2 separate regions of the Homo sapiens genome follow, and region 1 is linked to region 2. Evidence: read pairs that join two places in POLR2A ChIA-PET (ENCODE). Cell type or tissue: GM12878. All regions are shown on one strand. Links, peaks and the distances in the headings refer to the core of each region. The heading gives the core; the rest is flanking DNA.

Region 1 (11,188 bases), core at 4,782-7,281, 600 kb after region 2:
TATTGTTTCCCTTTAGTTGCTTGTCAGATTTTTTTCTTTATCTTTAGTTGTCAGAAGTTTCATAATTATGCTTCTTGGCATGAATTCCTTTGGGTTTATCCTGTATAGAATTTACTCAGCTTCTTGAATCTCTAGGATTATGTCCTTTGCCACATTTGTGAAAATTTTAGCCATTATTTCTTTGAATTTTTTTTTTAGCCTTTTCTTATGGGATTCAAATTACACAAACGTTAGAGATTTTCTTGTAGTTTCTGGGGTTCTGTTCATTTTTATTCAGTCTAGTTTTTTCTCTGTAAAGAATGACTCATTTCTATTGTTCTGTCATAAAGTTCAGCAATTCTTCTCTCCGTCTTCTCTCTTCTGCTGCTGTGCACATGTAATGATTTTTTAAAAAGTTTTAGAGTAACTTTAGATTTACAGAAAAGTTGCAAGGATGGAAAGAATTCTTGTATACCTAGCAACCAATTTCCCTCGCTATTAACAACTGAAACTACCAGTTTTCTCATATAACATCAGAAATTCCGATGGCAGTTTTTTCATAACTAATAATACTGATACATTATGAAATAAAGTCCACACTTTATTCAGAGCTCCTTTTTACCTAATGTCTTTTTCCTGTTCTATAGCTTCATCCAAGATCCCACATTACATTCAGTCATCCTGTCTCTGTAGGCTCCTGTAAACTATAAGTGTTTTGTGGTATTTTGGGTCACCTTGACAGTTTAAAGGACATTGTAGAATGTTCTTCAGTTTTGGTTTATCTGATGTTTTCCTCATAACTAAAGTGGGGTTATGTATTCCTCAGAGAAAGACCACAGAGGTAAAGTGTCTACCATTCTCATCACATCTCATCAAGGGAATATGCCATCAACAGACTTATCACTGACGATAACTTTGATCACCTGGTGGAGGTAATGGATGCCAGGATTTTCCATTATAGTTATTCCTTTTCTCCAGTATGCATACTATACTTTTTAGAAGACTGTCACCAGGCACAGTCCACTACAGCAGAGGAGAATTATGCTCCACTTCCTTGAAGAGGAGTAACTACATAAATTATTAGGAATTTTTCTATTTGGGAGATTTTCTATTCTCTCTTATTTATTCAATTATTTATATCAATATGGACTCACGAGTTTTTCATACTTTGGGTTATGAACCAATACTATGTTGTTTATTTTATTACTCAAACTGTTGCAATTTTGGCTACTGGGAGATCTTTCAGTTGGCTCCCCTGTTCTTTGACGTATCCCCTGCTATGGTTTGGGTATGGTTTGTCCCCATCAAAATACATGTTAAAATTTGATCCTTAATGCAGTGTTGAGAGGTGGGGCATAGTGGGAGGTGTTCGGTCACGGGGCTGGATCCCTCATGAAAAGATTAATGCCCTCTGACATGGTTTGGCTGTGTCCCCACCCAAATCTCATCTTGAATTGTAGTTCCCATAATCCCCACGTCATGGGACGGACCAGGTGGAGAAAACTGAATCATAGGGACGGTTTCCCCCATCCTATTCTCGTGATAGTGAGTTAGTTCTCACGTGAGCTGATGGTTTTATAATGGGCTTCCCCCTTCACTGGGCACTCATTCTCTCTCCTGCTGCCCTGTGAAGAGGTGCCTTCCACTATAATTGCAAGTTTCCTAAGGCCTCCCCAACTATGTGAAACTGTGAGTCAATTAAACTTCTTTCCTTTATATATTACCCAGTCTCAGGTATTTCTTCATAGCAGCATAAGAATGGACTAATACACCATTCAATGGGCGTGAGTTCTTGCTCTCACAGGAATGTACTAGTTCCTGTGACAGTGAGTTATTTAGAGATTCCTCAGTTTCACACTCTTGCTTCCATGCAATTTCTTTGCACATGCTTGCTCCCCTTCCACTTTCTGCCATGAGTTGAAGCAGCATGACGTCCTCACCCGATGAAGCTGTCCAATTTGGGACTTCCCAGCCACCAGAATTGTGAGCTAAATAAATGTTTTTTCTTTAAAAATCACCTAGTCTCACTTGTTATGTTACGGCAACACAAAACAGACTAAGAGAGAAAATTGGTACCAAGGAGTGGGTTGTTGCTTTACAAACACCTGAAAATGCGGAAGTAGCTTTGGAACTGGGTAATGGGTAGTGGCTGGAAAAATTTGGAGGGGCAGGCCAGTATTGCCATGAATGGAGCGTTAAGGGTGATTCTACTGAGGCTCAGATGAAGACAGGAAAACAAAGGAAACTTTCAGACTTCTTACAAATTGGTTAAATGGTTGTGAACAAAATGCTGCTAGAAATATGACAGTAGAGACCATTCTGCTAAGATCTCAGATGGAAATGAGGAAGCATTATTAGGAACTGGAAAAAAGGCCATCCTTTTTACACAGTAGCAAAGAAGGTGGCTGTATTGTCTCCATGCCTCAGGGCTTTATGGAAGGCAGAACTTAAGAGTGGTGAACTAGTATAACTGGTGGAAGAACCTTCTAGGCAGCAAAGTGCTCAAGAAGTGGCATGGTTACTTTTAACAGCTTATGCTGGAGTTATACTAGCAAAGGGATAATCTAAAGATGGAATTTATAATTTAAAAGGAAGCAAAGTAGAAGGATTTGGAAAATTTGCAGCCTGGCCGTGTGGAAGAGAATGAAGGAGAATTTTTAGAAAAGATATCCATTGATGTGGCTGAGCAACTGCTTGCTAAAGAGATTAGAATAAGCAAAAGGTCAAAACAATGGGAAAAAGACCCTGAAGTCATTTTGAATATCTTCAAGTTGCTTCTCCCATTCCAGGCCCAGAAGCCTAAGAAGGCAGAATAGTTTCAGGGGAAAGGGCCAGGCTGCTGCACTTGGGACACCTTGAGACACAGCTTCCTGCATCCTAGCTGCTTCAGCTGAAACAGCCATGGGGTCAAGTGGCTCCAGTAAGGCTTGTGCTGCATAAGCCTTACATCCCCTGGCTTATGTCTAGAGGGCATGAGCAGTAAGCCTTGGGGTCCGTGTAGTGTTAATTTTGCAGGCTTGCAGAATGCTAGAGCCATGGAGGTGTGTGTTACTCCACTGAGATTTCAACGTATGTATGAAAAACCCTATAGGCCCAGGCAGAGACTTGTTGCAGGGGCAGAGCCACTGCAGAGACCCTCTGCTAGGGCAAGGCCAAGCAAAAATTTGGGTTAGGTCTACTGCAGAGTCTCCACTAAGGCAATGCCTAGTGGAGCTTCAGGATTAGGGCCACTGCTAGGACCCCAAAATTGTAGAGCCACCAGTAGCATGCAATCTCAGTCTTGAAAAGCTGCAGGCATTTGCCTTCAGCCTGTGAGAGCAGCAATGTAAGCTGGGCAGAGAGAAGCCATGAGAGTGGAGCTATCCAAGGGCTTGGAAGGCTACTCCTCACACCAGTGTGCTGAGGATGTGGGACATGGAGTCAAAGGAGACTATTCTGGAGCTTTCAAATTTAATGTCTGCCCTGCTGGGTTTCAGACCTTATGCCTATTCCACCATTGTATCTTGGAAGTAAAAAACTTTTTTTTTTTTTTTTTTGAGACCAAGTCTTGCTCTGTTGCCCAGGCTGGAGTGCAATGGTCTGATCTCAGCTCACTGCAATCTCCACCTCCCGGATTCAAGCGCTTCTCCTGCCTCAGCCTCCCGCGTAGCTGAGACTATAGGCGCATGCCACATCTGGCTAATTTTTGTATTTTTAGTAGAGACGGGGTTTCACTATGTTGGTCTTGAACTCCTGACCTCAGGTGATCCACCCACCTTGGCCTCCCAAAGTGCTGGGATTATAGGTGTGAGCCACCATGCCTGCCCAATAACTTATTTTTGATTTTACAGGCTTGTAGCTGGACTTTGGACTTTTAAGGTGGTGCTAGAAAAACTTAAGGCTTTTGGGACTAGTGGGATGGAATATTATATTTTGTATATGAGAAGGACATGAGTTTTGGGGAGCTAGGGGCAGAATGGTATGGTTTGGGTGTGGTTCATCCCTGCAAAAACTCAAGGTGAAATTTGATCCCCAATGTAGCAGTGTTGGGAGGTGGGGCTTAGTGGGAGATGTTTGGGTCATGGGAGTAGATCCCTCATGAACAGATTAATGCCCTCCCAAAGGGTTGAGTTCTCACTCTCATAGGAATAGATTATTTCTTGTGAGAACGGGTTGTTAAAGAGCCTGGTTTCTCTCTTGCTTCCTCTTTTGCCATGTGATCTCTTTGCACATGGCCCCTCCCCTTCCACTTCCCACCATAAGTTGAAGCAGTATGATGCCCTCATTAGATGCAGCTGCCCAATCCTGGATTTTCCAGCCACCAGAATTGTGAGCGAAACAAACTTTTCTTTATAAATTACCCAGTCTCAGGTATTCTGTTCTAGCAACACAAACTGGACTGAGACACTCCCATAGTTTTGTTTTTTGAGCAATTTCCTTACTTTCTGGTTCTACAAGATGCCCCACACTCATCTTGTACATTTCTCGCCTAGCCCTTAGAATCAACCATTTTCCCAAGGAATCTTGGTTCCTTTACTTGGTGAATGGTACTAGACACTACTTACAGGTCTATTTGAGCTTTCTATCTCTTCATGATTCAGTTTTGGTAGATTATGTACTTCAAGTAATTTGTCTCTTTCATTTAGGTTAATTTGTTGTTCACAGCATTCCTTTATAATCAGTTTTATTTCTGTAGAATTGCTAATACTGTCCCCATTTTCATTTCTGAGTTTAGTAATTTGAGTCTTCCCTTTTTTTCTGAACTGATCTAGTTAAAAGTTTATCAATTTTGTTGGTTTTTTAAAAAAGAACTTTGGTTTCATTGATTTTCTCTATTGTTTTTCTATTCTTTCATTATCTCTCTTCTAATCTCTACTATTGTTTCCTTTTGCTAGGTTTAGGTTTAGTTTGCTCTTTCTTTAGTTTCTTAAGACGTGAAGTTAGGTTATTATTTGAGATCTTTCTTCTTCCTTAATGTATGCGTTTATAGCTATACATTTCCATCTTATTGTTGGTTTTACTGCATCCAGAAGGTACGCTATGTTGTATTTTCATCTCTCTCAAGGTATTTTCTAATTTGTCTTATGATTTTTTGACCCCTTGGTAGTTAAAGAGTTTGTTAATTTTTCACATATTTGTAACATTTCTAGTCTTCCTTCTGTTATTCATTTTCACGTAGCTGGAACTACTGGCACATGCCACCATGATGCCTGGCTCATTTTTATATTTTTTTGTAGAGACAGAATCTCCCTATGTTGCCCAGGTTGGTCTTGAGCTCCTGGGTTCAAGTGATCCGTCCACCTTGGCCTTTCAAAGTGTTGGGATTATAGGTGTTAGCCTCTGTGCCCTGCCTTTTTCTTTTATGTGCACTTAACACTTAAATTAACCTCTGATTATTGCTTTAGCTGCATTTCACAAATTTCTTGTACTTTCGTTTTCAAAAAATTATACTGAGAATTTTTCTTTGACTCATGTGTTGACAAGTGTGTTGGTTATTTCCAAATATTTGGAAATGCTCCTGCTATCTTTCTGTATTTGATTTCTGGTATGGTTTGAAAGCACACTTTTTATGATTTCTGTACTTTTTCATTTGTTAAAGTGTGCTTTATGGCCTAGAATGTCTCTTTGGATGAATGTTTTACATGCACTTGAGAAGAATGTATATTTTTCTATTGCTGTAGTCTAAAAATGTCAGTAGATCCAAGTTGGCTGACACTGCTGTTCAGGTCATTTATATCCTCAGCAATTTTCTGCCTGCTTGATCTACCAATACTGACAGAGCGGTGTTTAAATCTCCCTATTTTAATTGTAGATTTGTGTATTTCTCTTTTTAGTTCTATCAGTTTTTTACCTCATATAATTTGAAGCTGTTTTTAACTGCATAAATGTCTAGGGCTGTTATGTTTTCTTAGAGAATTGAGCCATTTATTACTATGTAATATTCTTCCATCCTTGATGATCTTCCATGTTGTGAAGTCTGCTTTGTCTGAAATTAATAGTTATTTCAATTTTGATTAGTGTTAGCCTGATGTATTTTTCTTTTCTTTTTTTTTTTTTTTGAGACAGAGTCTTGCTCTTGTTGCCCAGGCTGGAGTGCAGTGGAGTGATCTTGGCTCACTGCAACCTCCGTCTCCGGGGTTCAAGTGATTCTCCTGCCTCAGCCTCCCAAGTAGCTGGAATTACAGGCACCCACCACCACGCCTGGCTAATTTTTGTATTTTTAGTAGAGATGGGGTTTCACCATGTTGGCCAGGCTGGTCTTGAACTCCTGACCTCGTGATCCACCTACCTCGGCCTCCCAAAGTGCTGGGATTACAGTCGTGAGCCACAGCGCCTGGCCTATCCAGGCAACTTTTTACTGTCAGTTGGTAGGAAGAGTCCTGGCTTACCACTAGGCCTCATCTGAAATCACCCCATTAGAGAGCTAGAGGAGTACTCTGATACTCTAGAACCAGGGTGGAAGTCAGTTTTTGGTGATGGAAGAGAGCTGCAGTTTTTTTCCATAGTGTTTAGCTAGGGTAGGGCAGTTGTCTAAAATTTTCTGTCTTTCTGGGTGGTTGCTTTCCTGTTCTTTTGTCTAGAGGAAGCAGGCTTTACTTGGGACTTTTTTTTTTTTTTTTTTTTTGTCTGTACCAATTGGTGTTTCAGGCTGATACATTAGGCAAAAATAAAACTGAGAAAGAGGTGTCATTTCTTGGGTTCCAATGTCCCTAGCTTGTCTGTGTCCTTCTCTCACTGTTCAAAGTCTTCTTATGTGTTTTGTATATAATGTCTAGTGGTTTTAGCTGTACTTAAAGGGAGGAACAGGAAGAAGTATCTGTAATCAATCTTATCTGGAACCATCAGTCTCTAAAACTTTCACATTTAAGAACTACCTTTTAAATTTAGTGTAATCTTTCAATATGCAAAACGTATGTAGTTCAAAAATCCAAATTGTATAAAAAGGTATATTAAAAGTCTCACTTCCATTCCTGCTCTAATCACTCACCCCCCCCACCTGCTAAATTTTATTACTTTCTGATTTTTCTCCCAGTGTTTCATTTTTGCAAATATCAACAGTTACGTATATTCTTCTCTCTTTCCTTACTCAAAGATGGCTTCCTATGCACACCATTCTACTGCTTCTTTTGACTTAATATTTACTGAGTATCACTCCTTATTTGTATACAGGCTCTTGTCCATTTTATAGTTGCATAGTCTTCATTTGTGTGTAGAAGTAACACACTTTTAGCCAATTAGTCAATGATGTACATTTGGGTTGTTGATATTCTATTGCTCTTACAAACAATGCTGCAATGAATAACCTTGTGTATATATCATTTTGTGTTTATGCAGGTATTGTTGCTGAGTACTGTATATGTTGCTGAGTAAAAATTAATGCACCTGTAATTTCTTTTAGTGCCAAAAAATTACATTTCTTAGCAGATATGGTTGATTACTATTTTATTTAAAGCCCTCAATGACTACTTATTGCTTTAAACCCAGAATATGGCCTCAATAATATATATTCACTTGGTCCACTTCCACATCTTGTACCATATTCCTTCTTGCTTTCTTTGTTCCAGGTGTACTGGTTCTTTTTCAGGTCTCTGTACTCACTATCTTTTCTTCTACTAGGGGTCTTTGTGCTTGTTCTTTTCTCTGCTTGGAGTGTTTATATTTCCTTATTTAGCTTATTCCTAGACATCCTTAGAGTTTTTCTCAAGCAACACTTATCTTTTCCTTTGAATTTGAAAATTTTCTTTGAAAAAGTAAAAAAGAGAGTTCAGTGAACCCCTCCCCTCATGTATCCTTCACCCAGCTTCAAAAAAATTACAATTTTTTTTAACAGAAAGGTTTTCTTAACCTCAGAAACTCTTCAAATCACCCTATGAAAATTAAGGCTGTGCTATTGAATAACTTGAGAACTGCACTGGTGTCTATCAAAAAGTGGATATTAATTAAACAGTTGTTAAGTTTTAATTGCATTTCTTCATACAGTCTCATACTATATGAATGAGTGTTCAATCAAAGAAGAAATATGTCTTCTAGACATAAATAAGAGACACGTCTTAGTAACCCGATATGCAATTTGCATGTTGCAGCTAAAGCAGTGCTGAATTTTTTATGGCACTAAATGTGTACGTTAGAAAAGAGAAAAAGTCTCAAATTAATAGTGCATGATCTCACATTAAAAAGCTAGACAAAGAGCACAATAATCCTAACAGAAGCAAAAGTAAAAAGTTAAGAGTAGAAATCAACTAAATTAAAACCAAAAAAACAAAAGAGAAAGATCAATGAGAGAAAAAGCTGGTTGGCTGAAAAGAGCAGTAACCTTGTAAAACCTGTAGGAAGAGTGAACAAAAAAATAAAAGAGCAAGAAGACAGAAATGACCAATATAAAGAATAAAACAGGTCTATAAATACAGATCCTGAAGACATCAAAATGATAATAATGGAATGGTCTGAACATCTTTACACATATGAATGTGACAACTGAGATAAAATGGACTCATTGTTAGAAAAGCAAAAATACCACAATTCACCTAATAGAAATAATTTGAATATCCATATATATGACTTAAATAAATTGATTTGTAAAACTTCCCAAAAAGAAGTCTCTAGGCCCAGATGGTTTCACTAGATAACTCTATCAAACATTTAATGAAGAATAAACACCACTTCTATACAACCTCTTCCAGAAAATTGGAAGGAACACTTTCCAACTAATTTTATGAGGCCAGACTTATGCTGATATGAAAACCAGACAAAGGCAGTACAAAACTACAGACCAATTTCTCTCATAAATGCAAAACTACTTAACAAAATATTAGCAAATAGAATCAAACAATAAATAAAAAGAATTCTATGACATTACCAAGTAAGGTTTATTCCAAGTATATAAGGCTGGTTCAATATTTGAAAACTAGTCAACAAAGTCTATTACATTAATGGAGTAATGAAGAAAAACCATGTAATCACAGCAGTATATACATAAAAAGTATTTGACAAGATTCAATATCCATTCATAATCAATATTCTCAGAAAACTAGGAATACAGAAGAAGTTCCACCATTTGATGAAGAATATCTACAAAAGATCATTTGGTGAAAGACTAGATGTTTTCCCCTTAAGGTTGGGAACAAGGCAAGGATGACTACTCTTACCACTCTTATTCTACACAGTACTAGAAGTCCTATCCAGTGTAATACAACAAGAAAAGGAAATAAAAAGCATACAGATTAGAAAGGAAAGTAGTAAACTGACCCTATACATATATGACATGATAGCTTATGTTAAAAAATGCCAAGGAATCTACAAAAAGCCTCCCTAGAAAGTTCAGCAAGATCTCAGCATAAAAGAACAAACATACAAAAATCAATTACATTTCTATAAACTAGCAACCTTTGTAAGCAAACAGAAATTTAAAACACAATGCCATTAACAATTACTCAACCAAATGAAATACTGAGGTATAAATATAACATGTACAGGACTTTTATACTGAAAATCACAAAACACTGAAGCAAGAAATCAAGATCTAAGTAAATGGAGAAATATATTGTGTTTATGGATTATAAGCCTCAAGACTCAAAACAGTAAAGATGTTAACTGTCACAAAATTGATAATTTATAGCTTTAATTCCTATCAAACACCCAGTAAGATTTTAACATAATGATATTATTACAATATGTATATGCAAAGGTGAAGTAACTAGAATAGTTAAAACAATATTGAAAAAGAAATATAATGTGGGAATATAATAGTCTCATACAAGTACAGCCAACTGATTTTTGACACAGGTGAAAAAGCTATTCAATGAAGGGTAATGGTGTTGCATGGAGCAAATGGATATCCATAGGCAAAAACAAACAAAAAAAGATCTCAACTTACACTTCATGCCCTATACAAAAATTTACTCAAAATGTACCATAATTAAAATGTAAAATATATTACACAATTTTTAAAAATAGGAGAAAACCTTTGGTCCAAAGACTTAGTGAAGAGTTCTTAGATAGGACAACATTTTTACAAAACTGATAAACTGGACTTCATCAAAATTAAAAACTTATGCTCTACAAAACACCCCATGAAGAGGATGAAAAGACAAGTTACAGACTGGTATAAAAATGTGCAAACCACACATCTGACAAAGAAACTCATATCTAGACTATCTAAATTCTCAAAAGTCAATGGTAAAACACACAAACTTCCAATTAAAAAATGGACAAAAGCCATGAACAGACATTTTACTAAGGATACACAGATGGCATGTGAACACATGAAAAGATATTTGATTATCAGTAGCCATTAGGGAAATGCAAATTAGGATCACTATGAGATATTGCTATACACCTGTTCAACGACTAATACATAAAATAGCAACAATGCCTAGTACCAGAAAGGATAGGGAATAACTGGATCCCTCATACATTGCTGGTGGAAATGCAAAATGGTACAGCAACTCTGGGAAATAGTTTGGCACTTTCTTAAAGAATAAAACATAACTTACCATACAATCCAACAATCACACTCCATGGCACTTATCCCAGAAAAACTTATGTTCACAAAAAATCTGAACATGAATGTTCACATCAACTTTATAATAGCCCCAAAATGGAAACAACCAAAATGTCCTTTAATAGGTGAATGGCTAAACAATGATATTCATACAGTGAAATACTACGTAGCTATAAAAGGAATGAACTACGGATACACTACAACTTGGATCTCAAGAGCATTACGCTGAGTGAAAAAGCCAGTCTCAACACGTCAAATACTGTATGATTCCACTTATATAACAGTCTCAAAATGACAAAATTATAGAGCTAGCAGATTAGTAGTCAGCAGAGATCAGGAACAATGTGAGAGACAGCATGGGTGTGACTATGAATGAGTAGCACCAAAGAGATCTTTGTGGTGATAGAGCAGTTCTGAATTGTAACTGTGGTGGTTACATCAATCTCCACATGTGATAAAATGGCACAGAGCTATTCACACACATTGTACCAGTGTCTATTTACTGGTGTTGATAGTGTATTATAGTTATAAAACATGTAACCTTTGGGGTAAGCTAAAGTGAGGACACAATTTTTGCTAATTCCCATAAATCTATAATTATTTCAATATAAAAAAGGTTTCTTAAAATATATGCAAAAAATCAAAAACTGAAAACATTTTCTCTTTAAAAAGAGAAGCAAGAGATGGCAAGAAAAAGTCTGTAAAACATATATCTAATAAAGGTCTGAA
Region 2 (8,976 bases), core at 3,888-6,387:
AGAGGTTGCATTGAGCTGAGATCACAGCATTGCACTCCAGCCTGGGTGACAGAGCGAGAGTCTGTCATAAATAAATAAATAAATAAATAAATAAATAAATAAATAAAATGAGGATCCAGGAGAGAATCAGAAAGGCTTTCCATCATTTGGCACAACTCCAAGGCATAGTGGGCGCTAAGGAAATACGTGAAGCCTGGATGAATGGAAGTCAGTCACAGAAAGGTATAGATTATCAACATGCAGCACTTGCTTTTCAAAGAGGGGGAAGCCTTCAGTTCAATGTATTTCAGGCTGTAGGTACGGGCCTTGAAAGATTCCTTGCCACCAAATTGCAACTGTGTCTTGCACAGTTCTGGGGTCCAGGACCCCAGAAGCAATCATTTCATAATGATTCACAGCATAACTTTATTAATCCAACATGCCTCAATCCACCTATTCCCTACAGAACAACAGGATTCCAACCAGAGGAAAACTTGAGCTTTTAGGGGAGCTATTCATGTTTTGTCAGCCAGCTCAGATCCTCAGATCTCTGCATTCCTCTGAGATATTTGAAGACAAGGGACTAATGACAGCTTCTGGGAGCCAAAGCTGACCTCTCCTCCCACTAGCCACGTCGCTGAATCAACACAACTTCTTCCTCAAGAACTTCATTTTTCTCTCCGAGCTTTCTTATCTCACAGCAAAGTCAAGCCCTTTCAGTAGCTCTGTCTTGAACTAAATGTTTTGCCATAGTGAGGTCAGCCATAAAGAAAATAAGCAAAATAAATTACAATTCCAGCCCCCTTTAAAAAGTCCTAAAAGAGTCCCTCTTCCATCTCCATCTTTGTCTACCCCTTCCCAGCCTGGAAGGGCCATGTAGGAGCCAGAAAAGGCTGTGGCCCCAGACAAAAGCAGACTTAAATTCTAGCTTCACCATTACCAGCTGGGTGGCCATGGGCCAGCTGTTGCAGCTCTGAGCTTTGTTTTCCTCCATTGTAAAAGGGTGACTCTAAGTCCTATCTCACAAGATTATTAGGACAACTAAGTGAGGCAACATGCATGAAGCCTCCAAGCACGACAGGGTCTCTGTAGGTAGGGGCTCCATTCCTGCCTCGGTCCCAGCCCCATGCTCCCTGTGGGTGGAGGGCGTGCTATCTTTGCCTGGCCTCTTGGTAATAAAAGGGTCGCTTATTTACCATTTGATGATACATGGTTGCCTCTCTCTTTAGATACAATGATCTTTCTAAATCCTGGCAAACTCGAAATTGGCTTTAATGATTAACGTATTTTCATTTATTTTCTCTCCTATTTCACCAGGCACAAAAACTCCTTTTCCTGGTCTGTTCTTGGCAACTGTTTGCCTGAAGAAATTAGAATCTGTTATCTAAGAAATTAAAAGGAAAGGTCAAGAAAATATTCAGGCCGGGCACAGTGGCTCACACCTGTAATCCTAGCACTTTGGGAGGCCAAAGCGGGAGGATAGCTGGAGCCCAGGAGTTCAAGACCAGTCTGGGCAACAAAGTGAGCCCCAGTCTCTACCAAAAAAAAAATTAAAACATTAGCTGGATGTAGTGGCATGTGCCTATAGTCCCAGCTACTGCGGAGGCTGAGGTGGGAGGAAATCTTGAGCCCAGGAGTTCAAAGAGGCTGCGGTGAGTTGTGATCCTGCACTGCACTCCAGCCTGGGCAACATGGCTATGTCAAAATTAAATAAAATATTCAACTTTGACCCTGTGTCAAGATAAAATAAAATTTTATTCCATTTTTATAAAAATAAAATGTTTATTTTTCTACAAGGAAACATTTTTCAGATGCTGATGAGTTCTGTTTAAGCCATCAGCATCCTGGAGGACTAAGGTCACAGTGTCCTCCTGAAGGTGGAAGGGATGCCATCCCCACTGGAGAGGGCTAAGCTGTGACACCGAGAAAGTGCACAAGAAATCTGTAGTTTTGGCTGGGTGTGGTGGCTCACGCCTGTAATCCCAGCACTTTGGGAGGTCAAGGCAGGCAGATCACCTGAGGCCAAGAGTTGGAGACCAACCTGGCCAACATGGTGAAACCCTGTCTCCACTAAAAATACAAAAATTAGCCAGTTGTGGCAGAGAGCACCTGTAATCCCAGCTACTCAGAAGGCTGAGGCAGGAGAATCGCTGGAACCTGGGAGGTGGAGGCGGCAGTGAGCCAAGATCGCACCACTGCACTCCAGCCCGGGCAACAGCGAGACTCCATCTCAAAAAAAAAAGATCTGTAATTTTTCTTTCCTGGAGATAGTGGGAAGTGGGAGGAGAGAAAGAGAAAGGCGTGGTCAGAAGTGTGTCCTCTGTCGGGTGTGAGCTCTGGCCTAGGCTGGGGGCTGAAGGATAAGGCCTGGCGCATGAAGGATGGAGAAGTGTGATTCATGAGTAAGGGTGGCACTGAGGGCAAAGAAGGGGCCATGGCCCCCACTCCTCTGCAGTCCAACCACAGGAAATTATCTCAGCATGGTGAGACAGGTGCTGAGATTTGGTTTTTCCAGCTTCCTTCAGGTCCACGTTGGTGCTGATGTAGAGATAGCAGCCAGAGGTCTATGTGGATCAAAGCTGCAGATGGACCTTGGGCCTGTAGCTGGAGGGGGATGTGGCAGAGTACAGCAGTCTGCTGCCCTCAGTAGCTGGGGAGACCTTATCAGGGTATCCACTGGCCAAGTCAAAAGGACAGAAAGGTTCATCTCCCTCATCCTTGACAGACATAAACTTCAGCAAGGTGAACAGCCACCCAGGACACCAGCCCACACACATGGAAGGACCGTCATGGACCACAGGGCATCCTCTCCCAGCGCCACCTAGTGAGAGGGGCAGGAAGAAGGGAGCCTCCAGGGAAGGATGAACATTTCTCCCTAAATAACAGACTAAGAGTACATTTCCTAAATGGCCAGTTGAGATGACTAGATCAAACTCAGTTTAGACTCATTGGACATTCGATGAATTTTCCTGCAGCAAGTGGTGATCTGGAAAAAGACCAGATCAGCAACAGAAAAAATAAAGACTTTATATCCTCTCTGCATGTCTGCTTTGTAGTGTGAGTTACATTGGTGATTATGCACATTGTTGAGGTTCTACATAAAAATAGCAAGTAATTGAGAAAGTTCAATATCTCTTGCCAGAGTCTTTAAGTCCCAGCAGATAAAGGAATGCTTTGGTAGACTTTAGCGCATGGAGCCATGAATCCTTCTACCATCCATGAAAGACAGAGAGAGATCCAATTCCTGCAGTAGAAAAGCCAATGAGACAGAGGAGGAAATTGGCAGATGATGGGTAAGTGAGGAAACCCCATCTAACTTTCTTTGGTGGGACTGGAGTCAGAGCTATGCCAATGTTATGTTTGCTTCAGTATTAGTGAGCAATACTCAAGTCTACCTTTGTTTCATGTTTGTGTTTGTTTTTAAAAGCAGTCCAGGAGTGGTAAGAGCCTCTTCTGCCATATGCTGGATCTGTGGCATGCTGGAGCTGGCTTGCACTCACTCATAAGAGCCCACTGCGATCATTCTCAGCAAACTAACACAGACACAGAAAACCAAACACCACATGTTCTCACTCATAAGTGGGAGTTGAACAATGAGAACACATGGACACAGGGAGGGGAACATCACACACCGGGGCCTGTCGGGGGGTGGGGGGCAAGGGGAGAGAGAGCATTAGGACAAATACCTAGTGCAAGCAGGGCTTAAAACCTAGATGACGGGTTGATAGGTGCAGCAAACCACCATGGCACATGTATACCTATGTAACAAACCTGCACGTTTTGCACATGCATCCTGGAACTTAAAGTAAAATAAAAATGAAAACTAAAAAAAGAGCCCTCTGTGCACCATGCACTCCTCAATTCATGCACACAGCGTCATGTCCGTGGCTTAAACTCAGCCATGCTGGAAGTATTTATACCGTGGAAGTCAAATGCTACACATCAAAGTGGTTTGTGCTTGTTTTGTTTTTTTGCCTGGAGGGCTGATAGCTAAACATTGACTGGAATAGAGGGTCAAGAGAAGACAGCAGCCCCCACGTGGAAGCGCCATATATCTTGGTCTTCCCTGCCCAACAGCTCCTGGGAGCCACCTTACTTTCTGAGGGGAGGAGGGAGGCAGCCAAGAATGAGACTTGCCAACTTCGGGGTTATCTAGTGGCTGAGCTCCCAGGCTCCGGCTTCTCTCCACCTCGCCACATAGTCCTTGTACCTGGCTATATTAACGCATCAATGAGTGCTCCAGCAGCAAGGAAGAGCTAGCCCAGCCCTGCCAGGGCCACCTGCGTGTCCTCCCTCCCTGGCTTCAAGAAAAGGAGAAGTTATCAATTACCAAGATTTCATGGGCAAGGCAGCCACAGGTTTCACCTCCAATTGTGACATAATTCAATGACTCTTTGACAAACTCATCAGCAGTCTTGGTTATCACATTTGTATTTAGATACTTTGTCATTGCAGTCGAGACAGCATATGGGGTCAGCACCTACAACGGGAAACAAAGACCATGGCACAGAAGCAATCCACCCCAGGAAGAAGACTCAGAAATTAACACTCAAGCCCCCATCCCACCATTTCCCGACCCTTCTCTTCCTAGGCAAAGTTTTAAGATCTTGAGTGGAAAAAGGCACAGTACCGGCACAGAGCTGGGAATCAGAAATTTGGTTTCTCAAGATGAGAACCTACCTAGCCAACATCAAGTGGCCCAAATGCCCTGCCCAACACACAGTGTGAATGGGAAGAACTCGGGTCTCTCTCTCAGAACCAAGTTGCAAGACAGCAAATAAAAATACAGGATGTCCAGTTAAATTTGAAGTTCAGACAAACAATGAAAACCACTTCAGCACAATCGTATCCCAAGTATTGCATGGGACATACTTATACTGAAAACTATTCATAGGCATCTGAAATTCAAATTTAACTGGAGGTCCTGTATTTAATCTGGCAACTCTATCTCAGAAGTTTGTTTCTAATACATATAACCAAAGTTGGAGCAACTGAAAGCACTCTGGATTCCCACTTTCACACTTCAGTTAGGAACCAAGAGTAGCACATACCTCATAACCTCTTCCTGTTGTGGTAAGAAAAACAATCACACATTGTGCCCTAAAAACCCAACACCATGTTTCCACCTGTGGGCTAACCACATTGTGGCCTGGCATGGGGATTCATAATGGGGTTTTATTACCTTATTCCCAGAACAAAGGGTTTGGCATCTTTAGAAAGAAAAAAGGCTGGCATGGTGACTCATGCCTGTAATCCCAGCATGTTGGGAGGCCAAGGCAGGACGATTGCTTGAGCCCAGGAGTGCGAGACCAGCCTGAGCAACATGGCAAAACCTCATCTCCATTAAAAATAGAAAAATTAGTCAGGCACGGTGGCACATGCCTGTAGTCCTAGCTACTTAGGAGGCTGAGGCAGGAGGATCCACTGAACCTGGAAGGCAGAGGTTACAGTGAGCCAAGATCGTGCCACTACACTCCAGCCTAGGCTACATCAGAGTGAAACCCTGTCAAAAAAAAAAAAAGAAAAGAACAGAAAAAGAAAGAAAGAAAGAAAGAAAGAAAGAAAGAAAGAAAGAAAGAGAAAGAAAAGAAAGAAAAGAAAAAGTAAAAAAAAAAATCCACAAAAGTTTTCTAGGTTTTATTTTTCTTCACATCACATTTGGAATTACATTATTTCATAATTGAACCCAATTATGAATCAATTAATCCAAATGAGCAGGTTCCTATGGAAATTAAAGCATGATTAATTTGTATAACACTTTTCTTCCAAGGATCTCAAAGTGTTACTCTTTGAGAAATATAAGGAGTGTGCTTTCTCCACCACAGTTTCCAGATAGGGAAGTAATGATAAGTATTTTCATTCTTAAGTGATTTTGGGTTGACAAAACACCTGTATGTACAAAATAGGGGCTCAATAAATATTGTTTAAACATATGTACTTATTTCTTCGTTAGATCTTTACTATAACCCAGAGATATAAGCAGGCATTATAAGCCCCTTTTTATGGATGGGAAAACTGAGGCTCACAGAGTTTAAACAAGCTGACCAGGATCACTCAGATGATAAGTGGTAGAGCTGTGATGAAATTCAAACCCAACTCCACAGTACATACTTCTTCATGCATTCAGCGAGTATTTATTCATTCAGCGAGTATTTATTGAGTGTGTGTTCGGAGAGGCCAATTGGTTTTTGAAAGATCACAGTCTTTTCACTTTCTCCTCCTTGCTAGAAGAGCACCTCCAAGTTCTCTGCATCAGGGAAGGGACAAGGGACTCCATTTCCCCACCCACATCTCCTCCTGACCCTCCTGCTCCATAGTACCCACTACCTCGGCAGCTGTGCCCCAAGGATCAAGACAAGATGCTGCTGAGGGTCACATGGCTAGGAAGCAGGTGGCTGCGATGATCATTCATGTTTAGAAATCACCAAGGATTCTTGGTTCCTTCTTCTTCCAGACACATGCATAATAGAATTGCACTTCCTGGCCCCCTGTGGCTGTGTAGGACCATGCAAGCAGAGTTGGCCAGTGATTTATGAACAGAGGTGACATGTGTCATCTCTGGGCCAGAGCATTTCATTGTCAAAGCAGGACCCACTAGAACTTCCCACTCCTTTTCCTCTGGCATGTCGGCTGCTCCGTCAGCCTGGGGCCCTGTGTCAGCACAGTGAGCCAATGTCTTCTGTGAACCCACAGTGGATGTGTCACGTGAATGCAAAATAGGACTTTGTTGTTTTAAGCCACTGAGATTTTAGGGGTTATTTTTTTACTGCAGCAAACTTAGCCCAGACAGAGTTGCAGCATTACAAAAGCGAAACTCCAGCTTCAGCTGGGAGTGGGAGCACGGAGACCCCAGCATGGAAGCAGGACCCTCTGATGGGTCAGACGGCTTCTGCATGGCAGAGAAAGGGACTGTGACCCGGTGGCAAGGCTGTTACAACCACTCACTATGGCTCAGAGATGATATTATTGGCCAAATTCCTACCATTAACTCATATCTGCCTACTTAATAAGCTTTACCCTGTAGCTGGTTAGTTTATAGGAACAGCTGCCTAAAATACTCTCACTGGATATTTTAATTGAAAATCAGTGTGCGCAGCAATAATTTCCAAGATATAATTTTGAGTGTGCCTTTCTCCATTTCTAATAGTATATCGTAAAACTTCTTCCCACACAACAATAACAAAACAAAACAAAAACTCTGTTTATTCTACGTTCCAGAAACTATCTAACTCTAACTCTGTTGCTGAACCAAGCACAAATAAATCACTGACACTTTAGGAATCACATTGCTCAGCCTGCAGCAGGCAGTGACAGCCCAGCTCTGCCTAGGTGAGGACAGGTCATCTCCACGATGACCTGTGGAAGGGAAGCAGAGTGCCTCCTCCTCACCTGCTCGAGAACCAGAGTGTGGGGACCTCTGTGGCCCATCACAGAAGGTCCCCTCCCCTGGTGACTAGCCCCTCCCCTCATTCAAACTCGGATCAAGTGCCCAGTTTTGTTTTGTTTGCTTCTTCTCCAGAATTCCTCCCACATAAGCCTGTGTTCTGTACCAGGGTCAGAGAGGAAAAGCCACAACCAACCCGAATGTCTGCTCTGATGAAGCATCAGGTAGCAAGAAGGTCCACAGCATTTCTGAGCAGCCACTCCCCTCTCCTATTTCCTCCTCCAGCACCCAGGGCACGGGGGAGGGCAACAGAAGCCACAGCAGCAGGTGGGACTGAGGCGCCCCAAAAGCCCACGTGGCATCCCCAGCTCATCTTCCTGTTGACCACACATGAGCAGCCAGACCCACAGGAGGCAGTGGCCCCAGCCACGGGAGGTCCAGAGTAACCCTTCTCAAGGACTCACAGCCGCCCACCTCACCTGGATGATGACAAGGACTCCACAGCTGCCCACCTCACCTGGATGATGACTTCTTTTGCTTTATATTCCTCTTGCAGGGCCTTGGAAAATGCGCACACAAACGCCTGGAGCAAGAAGGAGAGACACCTGAGGCCCCAGAGTGAGCTCCCTCGTCAGAGCCAACTTCCTCTGACTTCAAGGGGCACTGCAGACACACTACCTGCTAGACCTTAAAATAGAGTGGGGAGCTCTGGGTACGGAGGGTACGGAGTTTCAGCTGCACAGGGTGAATATGTTCTAGAGATCTACTATACAGCATGGTGACAAAAGCTAACAATCATAGACAACATACCTGAAAATTACTAAGCAAGTAGATCTCAGGGGTCCTCACCACAAAAAAAAAACCGGTAAGTATGTGAGGTCATGGATATGTTAATTCGCTTGACTTGATCGTTTCACAACATATACATATATTAAAATATCACCTTGCATACTATAAATAGACACAATTTTTATTTGTCAAGTACGCCTTAATAAAGCTGGAGAGTGGGGCAGAAAGAGGGTAAGGGAAAAAATGAACCAGCTTGCCTTGATGGGAGTTAGCACTTCATCCCCCGGTCTGGGAAGAGGACCTCCCACTCAGCAGGAAAATCTGTTTTGGGATAAATCCATCCCTAGGGCCCCTGCATAGATTAACCTCCCTTGTACAGCGCCCCCTCCTCCTCAGGCTGTTTTTATGACTAGGGCATGGGGACACCAGGCTAGATCTCCCAGTCTGGAAGGAAGCTACAGTGTCACTTGTCAGCAGGAAGATGGCAAGGGCTCCCAGAGGAGGTGAGTGGGGCAGGCATCCCCGGAGGCTGGCCAAGTTGTGCACCGCAGGGCTTCGTGTGCCCAGAGCAGGTGCTTTATTCTAATTTTCTCTTGGACTTCCCAGTGAGTAGCTCAGCCCTGCACATAAGAGAGCATCTCCAGGTAAACCTTTCCATCAACTTGCCAGATGATCAAAGGAAATTGCCAACTGGGAGAAATAAGAGGAAGAAGGAAGAGACTTGGAAGTCATGACATCACTCACCTTGGAAGCTGAGTACATGGAGTAGAGAGGCCAAGGAAACAGGGCTATCCCAGAAGAAATGTTCAGGATGAGACCTTTCT

Evidence for each region. ChIA-PET counts read pairs that join two places held together with the same protein. Peaks named below come from ENCODE experiments on the same cell type or tissue, not always from the same donor. Only the 100,000 strongest peaks of a DNase experiment are listed, where the experiment ranks them.
Region 1: POLR2A ChIA-PET joins it to region 2 with 6 read pairs; 2 of 35 experiments call an interaction of 5 or more read pairs at or near these places.

The regions. Positions count from the first base shown.
Region 1 is chr9:96,832,716-96,843,903 of GRCh38, forward strand. The region is part of intron 4 of ZNF782 (zinc finger protein 782); the gene reads right to left. Among named protein-coding and RNA genes, the nearest start is that of ZNF782, 16 kb to the right of the region's middle. In GM12878, for the core only: no CTCF peak of the experiment used is centred there; no DNase peak of the experiment used is centred there.
Region 2 is chr9:96,236,449-96,245,424 of GRCh38, forward strand. It overlaps HSD17B3 (hydroxysteroid 17-beta dehydrogenase 3), which reads right to left. Exons shown (of 11, transcript NM_000197.2): 8 at 8,897-8,976; 9 at 7,881-7,946; 10 at 4,310-4,459. It overlaps SLC35D2-HSD17B3 (SLC35D2-HSD17B3 readthrough), which reads right to left. Exons shown (of 26, transcript NR_182427.1): 23 at 8,897-8,976; 24 at 7,881-7,946; 25 at 4,310-4,459. Among named protein-coding and RNA genes, the nearest start is that of HSD17B3-AS1, 5.5 kb to the right of the region's middle. In GM12878, for the core only: no CTCF peak of the experiment used is centred there; a DNase peak (open chromatin) is centred at 5,083.